Regions from separate parts of the Mus musculus genome. Here all the other regions are linked to region 3. A link is a contact called in ENCODE POLR2A ChIA-PET data. All regions are on one chromosome and are shown on one strand. The core of a region is the stretch at or near the end of the contact, and the rest is flanking DNA. Distances in the headings are between cores, read along the strand shown.

Region 1 (3,235 bases), core at 693-3,192, 160 kb before region 3:
ATAAGCAAATGCTCTCACACACGTGGACACATGCAAACATATTACATATGCACATACAAAACCTTTAGGGAGTTGTTTGCATGCAACTGGCCTTTCAAGCACAGGACTAGATGAAATCACTAGATGAGAGTACTCAGCACCATGGCGCCCTCTTTTCGTACGTTGAGCAGAGGATGCGATGCCAGGAGGACAGACCGGAGAACAACAAGCATAGTTGTCAGGAAAGAAAAAAAAAATGCTTCAAAGTGTGGCTGTGCCTTAGGGTTTTTAATCGCTGTGAAGAGATGCCATAACCACAGCAACTCTTGCAAAGGACAACATTTAACTGGGGCTGGCTTCCAGTTTCAGAGGTTCAGTCCATTATCATCAAGGTGGGAAGCATGGCAGCATCTAGGCAGACATGGTGCTGGAGAAGGAGCTGAGAGTTCTGCATCTTGATCAGCAGGCAGCAGGAGACTGTGTGTCACACTGAGCATAGCTTGAGCATAGCAGAACTCAAACCCACCTCCACAGCATTCAAACAAAGGAGACAATGGGAGCCATGTTTGACTTCGAGGAATAAGCAAGTCAGAAGAGACCTGGTTTGCATGGAGATGGCCATTTCAATAGCATTGTAGGAAAGAACCAGAGGGCAAGCATCTATGCAGGTAAGAATGATCCAGTAGAAAGAGAAAGATGACAAAAGCTAGCATCCACAGAGAAGGTGGAGTATCTGGCTTGGTGGCAAGTGCTTATTAGAAAAAAGTCTGAGCAGGGCAGTGGTGGCACACACCTTTAATCCCAGCACTTGGGAGACAGAAGCAGATGGATCTGAGTCTGCGGGCAGCCCGGTCTACAGAGCAAGTTCCAGAACAGCCAGGGCTACACTGAGAGATCCTGTCTCGAAAAATCAAAACACCAAATCAGCAACAAAACAAAAAGTCTAGGAGGTGTGAGGTGAAGAATGCTCCAGGCTACCCTCGGTCCAGTCTCTACTTACTGAGCTTCATAAACTGCCTGCATTTGTAGCTCCCAGGACAAAGGATCGTAGGTACAATGCAGTCAACTACAGGGTACCCAGAATGAACTGGACCAAATTAATCTAACCTTCAGAATGAGATGGAATGAGATGCAATATCTTAGGGACTCTTGAAAGAGGCTTTCTCTCCCTATGGATAATGTTGAAATCTTAATCTTGGAAAGTGGGACAAAGAGACAAAAACGGTGCTGTTGGGCAATTTTCAAGGCTACAAGGAAGAGGGGGTGGGGGTGGGCTTTGATATAATCTCTCTCCATCTTTGATGTAGGTGCATCTAAAAAAAATACGATTATGTATCTTCAAAGATACAAAGGAGAGAAGGAATTTTAAAATGTACAGTCCTAAGCTCATATATCTATCTGTATCTATACACATTCACTGAAAGACAATTTTGTTAATATCAAAGGGCAGGATCCTTTTTTTTTTTTTTTTTTTTAAATATATTGTCTTCTCTCAAAGAAAACAACAAAACCAGACGATTTCAGGAACTTTACTAGCTGGATCTTGAGGCTGCGGCTCAGGGAATGGAGCAAAAAGAAAATGGAAGCAGGTCAGTCTTGGAAACGCAGGATCCCCGAGAAGTACCGGCTGCCTCACTGGGACAGGAGTTAGGGGTTTTACTCTCTCAGTTTGTAGTGGAAGCAAGGATATCCGTCAAAGTATAGAGAAGGTGAGGCTGGCCAGCTTCGGAGTCCGCCTCCTCCGGATCCTGCAGCCCACAACCCACGGTGAGCCACGTTCCGGAGCCTCAGGTTTGCCTAGCAACCAGCTCGCCTCTTGGCCTCCCCAGGGCCCTAGCAGTAGGGTGTCGCCCTCGGGAGGCGGGTCTGGCCGCGCCAGCCACAGGGGACACGTGGATCCACTGGATCGGGTCGCACAGGGGGCGGGGCCGGCAGCGTTGGTGGGCGGGCGGGAGGCTGTGCGCGTGCGCGGCTGGGCGAGGGGCGGGACCGGCGTGCGGAGAAAAGCGTCCCAGGGACGGCAGCTGGCAAGGTTCACGTTGGAGTGCTTCGCGACTGCGTCGGGGATTATCGGGGTGAGCGAACCCACGGGCCGGAGGCCTGACCCTCGGGGCAGAGGTCGGTCGGCCTGGGGCTCGAGAATGGGAGGCCCGGGTGGCGGGGTGGAGGATGCGGACCTTCAGGGCGCAGCGGGACCTGTGGCCCACGGAGGCAGCCTGTCTTCCGAGAGGGTTTCGGGGGCCAGACGTGTCTGCCCGGCTGAGCACCGCGCTGTTGTTTGCGCTCACCCCATTGCTGGGAGTCTCAGTACTAGGCTGTAGGGCCAGCTGTGTGGGCTGGACACGGACCCTGGCTGGCCTGGAAGCACGCGGGTCTCAGGCGTTACTCCATCTGCCTCTGGCTCCCCCACCTTCCTCGGGGCAGACCCACAGGTCCTGTTGTCTCGACAGGGTTGGCTAGTTTGAGCCTAGGAGGTTAGGTAGACAAGGGATGCTCGTTTGTCTCGTTTTCCCTTTCTGGGACATGGCACCTCCATCCACACATATGCCCAAACCAGAGGCCTGGGCGTCACTCTTACCTACACTCATCAAATACATTGAACCTATTCAAAACTCTCACTTTTCCAGACACCTTGCCTTAGCAATCAGCTCTCTTTTCTGCTCCTTTAATATTGATTGACCCTCCTCAACGTGTCCAGTACAGGGGAGGTAGAGACACGCTCAGCCACCCTGCCCCATTCCCAGGTCCTTCTGTGGATTCTCATTGCCCTTCCAAGCTCTTCTTTCCTTCCTGCAATGCCTGTTGTGACTCACTCACTGTCTTTGTACTTTACTCAAGACCTGCCCCTCCTCATCTGAATATTCTGGATTGGACTTAAGTCATGTTTAGGTGTTCACTGCCATATGGAGGGGCGTGCTTTGCTTTGGGTTGAAATATTTCTTCTCATGCTTTCTGTGGATGGGGGTGTGTGTGATACCCCTGGAGTGCCTCTTTAGTGACCTGTGTTTTGCTGTCGAGAGGCGTCTGACTGTTCTCACAGCCTTCACAGCTCTGCTCTCCCTATGTAACTAGGCTCTTAGTTAAATGTTAGTTATAAGGGTAGCATGGCATTCCTTTGGAATCCCCCAGTGAACAAATGGACCAGACTATTAAACACCAGCCTATTCAGGACAAGTTTTCAACCTCAGCCCATGTGGGGGCTTTCTGTAACCCAGAAACTTGCTGGTTACTTGGACTTCAAGAGCATGGAGATGAC
Region 2 (3,416 bases), core at 138-2,637, 180 kb before region 3:
GCACTATATTGGATCAGGGTTATAATCACCCCATCGCTCCCACAGAGGTGTCCCGGGCTGGGTGGTTTTGGAAAACTCTTTATAGTCGGACTTATTCTCTGCCCACTTCGGAAAAGGTGGGTGTGCACACGCGGCGGGCTCTGAACCTCTCCCACCGCAGAGAGCAAGACACCCGAAACAGGATCTGGGTCTGAAGACTGGGCGGGGTTCTCCCTCTACCCCATCAGGGTGCTTTCCCGCCCCAGCACAAGAGCCCAGCCCAACTAAACCAGCCCTGCTGCAAAAGCCACAGGCTGCCAGGACTGGATGGGGCCAGTGTCCGCCACTGGCGAAGAAACTGAGGTTCGCCGGCCTCTTCTCTGACCAAACGCATCGGTCTAAGTCTGCTGTGGACAGAGCTTGGTCTCAACTTTATTTGAGGGGAAAATAAGAGAAGACACAGAGGAACAAATTTAACATGAGGGAGTTTCGACAGTTTAGGGAGGCAACGGTCCGGTCTAATGAATGCACTTCTCTGATACCTACAGAAACCTCCATTTCAGGGTAGGGTTACCCACGTGACCTTAAAAGGCAGAGAGCACAAACTTTTCTCTTTCTCTCTCTTCTCTTCAAACACCCAATCTGCAAAGCGATTTTTCTCTTGGGACAGACGACTTTCCTAACTGCCTCGGCAAGCCGGAGGGTAGCACCCAGCGCCGGCTCCGGGACGGGTCGGTTGAGTCGCGCTTCCTGGACGAGGCGGTGCTTTTCGCGCGCTCGCTCCGGGCGAATCTGCCCTTCCCTCACTCACCGGTGTCCAGAGTGGTGAACCTGCCGCTCGGGCTGTTTCGCCGGTTGCTACTGCCGCCGCCGGAAATGCCCAGCATCTGCAGATGCCGGGCCAGCTCGAACATGCGGTCCCACTGGCCCTCGGCGCGGCAGCGCTCCACCTCGCTCTCCACCTTCAGGTGGGTGCCGTGCGCGCCCTTCGCAGCCATCTTCGAGCAGGAGCTGTCATGGGAGGTGCGGCGGAGGAGTGGAGACCAGGCCGGGGGCGGCGTCCAGGCTGGGGAGCACTCTCCAGCAGGCTTGACGGGAGTGCAGACGGCATCCGGGGCCCGGGTGGCAGAGGGGGCCCGGGTAACGGCAAGGGGCCCGCAGCAGCAGCAGCAGCAGCGGCGGCGGCAGCGCCCACCGCACCGCCTGGAGCCTCTGGACTGGGGCTGCGGCTGCGCGACCCCAAGGCGTCCAGAAGCAGCCTCCGCCGCTGCTGCAGCAGCTCCTGACGCTGCTGTCTCCTCCTGTGCAGCAGCTGCTGCCACAGCTCCCGCCCCGTGCCCGGGCGTCTCCAACAGCGGAACCTCCCCGGGCCGCGGCTCCACCCCAAAGTGGGCGTGGCTATCCCCCGCCGGGCTAGGCGAGCCGACCGCCAGCGAGGCCACAGAAGCCAAGCGCGCACACGGCGATCTCGGGCCGCCCTCCGCCGGCTCCCCGCCGCTGACTGGGTGCTCACTTTAATGCTGCGGGGAGCCCGGGAGCCCGGGGGCGCCTCGCTCCCCGTTCCCTCCCCATCCCGTCAGGACTCTTGGCCTGGGGTCCTCCGCCCGGACCGCCCGGCTTTGTGTGGTGGCCCCGTCACCGCCACAGCCTGAGGCACGTCACAAATCCGAGGAGCGGCCGACAGGACAGTCCTGGTCCCGGGCTCTTGGCGGATCCGGGTCGGATGCAACGCGCCCGCCCGCAGGGCTGCGGATAGACCGGCCGGGGCAAGTCCCTAAGCTCTTCGGATGTCCCCAACTCGGAGAGGGTTTATGTTTGTTTTAACTGCCGGACTCCTCTTTCCATCGGAATGCCTACTCTGGGTTCTAAAAGAGGATCTCAGCTGATTTTCCACTTGCTGCTACTTTATTTTGGTGTCTAAAGGCTGATCAGAACTCCAGGGAGCGCCCGACTCCGCTCTGCTCCGCTCTAAGGCCAGCGGTGCCCAGAAGTTCAAAGGACTCTGGGCGGGGCTTGGAGGGCGGAGCCAGGACTACCCTGGCTAGAAGGCAAGTATCGTGACCCCACCCTCGGTGAAACTGGAGCTGTCAATCCTGCCTGGGAATTGAGGATGTAGCTAAAACCACAGCCAACACTGAAAAAAAAATCCCCAGGGCCTGTACTTAAGTCACTTGTTGTGAGGTCCATTCCGAAAACGTTCGAGAATGATTTCAGGCAAGCTTTTCAGTAGTTCGAAACTGACCGCTTTCTACTTCTCCGGGAGGTCCTTCCACTCCCTGCCCCTTGCTGCCGGGAAATTTACAGCTTCAAGTTTCAGTACAGAACTAAGGTTTTCGGGTCTATCAGAGCACAGGCTCCTGACGCCCATTACCAGGGCCGGTCCCTATCAAAACTTCAGCTCCTCCGTGTGATCGAAATGAAGCCCCCTTCCTCCCTGGAAGGCAAGATTCCCTGCCCCTGTGTGCAGAACCTGAGGTTCTGCAGAACTAGGTTTCACGGAGGCGGTGGGGCAGGGGGATGGGGTGGGGAGAGGGTTGGGGAAGGCAGAAAGAGTGAAAGACTGACTTGGGTATCCTGAGAATGCGTTTTCAATTTACCTAGTCAGAGTGTTAGTGGGAGATACCCCTGGGGCCAGAGGGAACAGCAGGATTGACAGAAAGGGGAAGGGTAGACTGATAGAAACAAAGAAACCCCATCTTTTCTTCCCATTCTTTTGTCAACCACGGTTGCAAATACTGGAGGACTGGCTGCAGAGAGCATTAGCTCTTGTCTGTTTGACTCTATCATCAGTTTGAGTGTGGGCACGGGAGGGCACAGAGTTCGTGCCTCAGATACAAAGCAAGTGTTCCTCCAGGCGCCTGACCGCGTCTCAGCTCTTTGCTAGCAGAGCCAAGATCCTCATCTTCTAATGACCAGCATTAGGAAGAGAGAGTGGAAACCTATAGGAAAAAGAACAAACGAAAAAGTCACAGAGCTGTGACTGCATTAATAACATCTGGTGAGATAAAAGGCAAGTAGCAAGTGGGGTTTGTTGCATGTGGTGGTGCACGCCTGCTGTCATAGTATTTGGAAACTAAAGGCAGGGGGATTAAAAAGAATTCAAGGCCAGCCTGGGATACATAGCAAGATCCTTTTTTTTTTTTTTTAAAGAAAAGTAATGTTATTTATTTATTTAATTTACATAATCTTGTATCTCACAGACAAATTCAGGATTAACTTTAGTCAAGACCACTCTGATGCCAGCTTACCAAAGCTGCTAGCCAACATCGTGGTGGTCTCCCAATGATTTTACTGCTCCACATGAAGAGGAACAGCTTTGACCCCAACAGTCTTATTAGTGTTTCTAAGAAAGACAATGAAGTTCATGGAGGAAGTATGGGGGGTTGGGGGGCAGGTTGGTATTTTGTTTGAGACAGGTCTCACTATGTTGCTCTGTC
Region 3 (3,284 bases), core at 514-3,013:
TTCAAGGACAATAAGAAGAAAAATATATAATTAACCACTACTTTTTCAAGAACTGGGAAGAACCATTAAAAATATTAGCACTTTTTTGCAGAAATGTTTTAATTAGCCAGCAAAGTAGCCTTCAGATTTTTTTTCCCCCTAAATGTTAAGGACTCCCTAATCAAGTGAGTTTTCATTTTGTAAGCCATAGGAAACTCAACAAATGTATGAAATTAGTAATACAGGTGTGAGTTTAACAGGAGACTACAGACTAGCTGTGCAATTCTCAGCTTACTCTTTCTAGTCCACAGACATGAAAAAGGTAACATCCCTGCAGGACAATCACAAAGGTGAACTCCAGACAACAGTCACCGCTTCCTGCTGTGTCTTCCTTCCGTTGCTAGGCCGATTTCAAAAAGGGACTATGAATCCGAGAGACTATTAAGATTAAAGTACGCATTTGACTAAATTCCCAACTGTTAGAACACTCGAGCTCATTTTAGCAGAGCCTTCTAACACCAGCATCTTTTTCATTTCATTCCTTAAAGAGAAACCATTTTTAAACTTCTATAGAACATGCAGTTCAATTTTACACGGCCCTGTAAAGAAACAGTTAAAAGCAAGCATGACTTAATCGTCTTCTAGGATAAATGTCAGTAAATCGTAATAGGACAGTCTAGCCTAGTGTTAACTTTGAAAGGAGCAGGCCTCCGGTGTAGATGAGAAGCTGCTGTAAGAATGTCAAGGTGTAGTTGGAAGAATGTCCAGGAGAACTGGTAACTGCCCAACCCCATCAAATATATACATACAATTTAAAATAAGGAATCACTGACGAAGTCCAGCAGCCAGCCACCTTTTGCTTGGAACACCAAAATAAAAAAATGCCAAAAGCTCGTGGCTGACCCCCATAGCCTTCAAAGTTGAGAACCAAACCAAGGGTATTCACGTTGTTCCTCAGCATCCTTCTGTCAATGCAACTCCCTCTCCACAAACTCACTCCGCTTCAGCTACTCGAATGCCCAAGTCCCAGCACCAAAGAACCATTTATTAAAAGCTCAAGGACTTGGAGCGGGGTCTTCCTTGCGGCCGCCTCCGCATCCTGTAATAACCACCCCAGGTTAAACCCCCCAGAGATGCTCCAGTCTTTTCCCGCATCCACGCTCCCCGGTCCTTCCTTCACGTCCCGGTAGACCTTTTATCGTCGCCCTTGAGGACCCTCAGGTCGGAGCTATGGAGCTCTTAGGTGACCTGCCTGGACCCCCTCTACCCTTGGCAGTGGGCACCGACGACCTCCCCCACCCAGTCTCGACCCACCACGACCCCGATGACGAATGCCCTCCTATCGGCCCCAGACGACCCCTTCTTCCCCTTAGGTGTCCCGACTCCCACCGAAAAGCAATTCCTCCGAGACGTACCGAGAGCCTACTGCGAGTAAGCTCCCACTACGCGCGGCGGCACCGTGCGCAGGGGCTCAACGCCCCGGCTTGTCTTCCTCTTCCCGGCGGATCCATCCCGGCCCGAGGGCCGTGCCGCCTGCGCCGAGGTGCGGAGGCGCCCACCGGAGGAGGACTGCGCCGGGGGAAAACGGGGACCCGGGCAAGGAGAGGCGGCCGCTTGAGGGCAGGCGCCGGGCGACCGCGGGGGACACTCAGCGGCCGGGACACGCGCGGCGGCCTCATCCAGGGCACCTGCGGCCAGGCAAGGATGGGCCGGGGCAGCGCAGTCAGCGACAGGGCGAGCGCGACCGCCCGCGCGTCCCGTCCTCCGCTCCTGCCGGGCCGGCGGCGCAGCCTCGCTTCCTCCGGACGGAGCCCGGGGACCCCAGCTCGGCCGGATGCCCCCGCCAGCCCCCACCCCTTCCCGGCCGCCTCCCCCTCGTCACCCTCTCCCCTCCCCCCGCCCCCCCAGCCCCCCACCGGAATGGAAAATACCTCCCGGGGTGGGGGGCGGGCTGGGCCACGCCTCTCTGAAGGGCAGCCTACCGTGACCAATGGCAGGCGGGGCTCCAGGTGGGCGGGACTCCCGGCGGCCAATCCAGAGGCGGGTAGGTGAAGGCCGGAGGAGGGAGGCTGGGAGCTAAAGAGGGGAGGCCGGCGAGTTAAGGAGGTCCGGCCGCGCTGGTGCGTGCTGTGCGCGGCTGCCATTTTGGAGTCGGGCAGCTGAGACAAGCGGCCGGGTTCGGCCGAAGAGGGAGGAGCCAGTCAGGTGGGAGAGAGGCTGACACGTGGGCGGGGTGGGCGGGGCCAAGCGGGCTCGGACTGGAGGGGAGGGGGAGAGGCCCGGGAGGCTAGGAGGCTGGAGAGGGTCACGTGGCCGTGGAACGGGCTAGGGGTGGGCGCTCGGGTGGAAGGTCAACCCGAGGTGCGGGTGGGGAGTAGCTTTGTTCCTTTGGGCTCCGTTAGGGAGACCAAGGGGAAAATGCTGAATGGAGGTTGCGAGTGCCGGGTAGGAAAAAAATGTGAATGAGTCTCCCTAGCTCCCTTCAGCATGGAGCCATCCGAGTCACTGAATTCCAATATTCAACGGGAAACCGGGCACCTCATTGAATTCAACTCTTCCTATCCAGGCTCTCAGCTGCCACGAAGATGAGTCATACACGAGGGGAGGGGTGTTGTCGCTTCCTCTCTTTGCTTGCATTTTATGTGGATCGCCCCGGCCGTGGAAATGACAGCAAGGACAGAGAAGTGAATGGGGGGTTGTGATACCCGCGAGACTCCTCAGCTGCCCCTTTAGAACCGTGGTTACCACCGCTTCTTGGCCTTTTGGCTAAGATCAAGTGTAGAACCGTGGTTACCACTCGTAAGCTAACTGGCCACTTCTTAGACATACTACTTTCCGGTGCTCAGACAAAAAGACTTGTTTACTTCATGATTCAAATACAGTAGTCTGTTCCCCCTGCGTATCTCCCCAAAGTGGTCCTTCTATCAGCGGCATACACATAGGGTCACACACACCTTAGTCCGGTTTGTTTGAAACAGTCTCACTGTATAGCCTAGCATGATTTGGAACGCAATATGTAGCCCAAGCTGTCTTCTAGGTAATGGTGCTCCTACTTCAACCTGCTGAATATTGAGATTTTTGACCACCTTTAGTCTTTAATGCTTTGCAGTGGGACCGGCAGACTACCTTTTTCTTGAAGGCTTTTCTTAGACTCTTTTCAGCCCCACCCTACCTTTCTTAACATTGTACACCCTCAGATTGCTTTCTCAGTTATTTTTCAACTGTCTGTTCTCTTTGACTCCTTGAGAGTAGCAGGTTCTGGCCCTCAGCCCTCTTATTTGGAAGGCACACAGTGCACAGGAGAT

What was found. ChIA-PET counts read pairs that join two places held with the same protein, here RNA polymerase II (POLR2A).
Region 1: POLR2A ChIA-PET joins it to region 3 with 36 read pairs in Patski. The contact joins the promoter of Mcfd2 here to the promoter of Socs5 in region 3. POLR2A ChIA-PET finds 5 or more read pairs at or near these places in 2 of 5 experiments (Patski and embryonic stem cell).
Region 2: POLR2A ChIA-PET joins it to region 3 with 33 read pairs in Patski. The contact joins the promoter of 4833418N02Rik here to the promoter of Socs5 in region 3. POLR2A ChIA-PET finds 5 or more read pairs at or near these places in 3 of 5 experiments (Patski and embryonic stem cell).

What each region holds. Positions count from the first base shown.
Region 1 is chr17:87,264,654-87,267,888 of GRCm38, reverse strand. It overlaps Mcfd2 (multiple coagulation factor deficiency 2), which reads left to right and starts at 1,942. Exons shown (of 4, transcript NM_139295.3): 1 at 1,942-2,054.
Region 2 is chr17:87,280,785-87,284,200 of GRCm38, reverse strand. 4833418N02Rik (RIKEN cDNA 4833418N02 gene) reads left to right here and starts at 1,387. Exons shown (of 5, transcript NR_015506.3): 1 at 1,387-2,027. Ttc7 (tetratricopeptide repeat domain 7) reads right to left here and starts at 1,315. Exons shown (of 20, transcript NM_028639.3): 1 at 791-1,315. The coding sequence starts at 977.
Region 3 is chr17:87,106,158-87,109,441 of GRCm38, reverse strand. Socs5 (suppressor of cytokine signaling 5) reads right to left here and starts at 1,763. Exons shown (of 3, transcript NM_019654.2): 1 at 1,395-1,763. It overlaps Gm30510 (a long non-coding RNA gene), which reads left to right and starts at 2,095. Exons shown (of 2, transcript XR_877091.1): 1 at 2,095-2,184.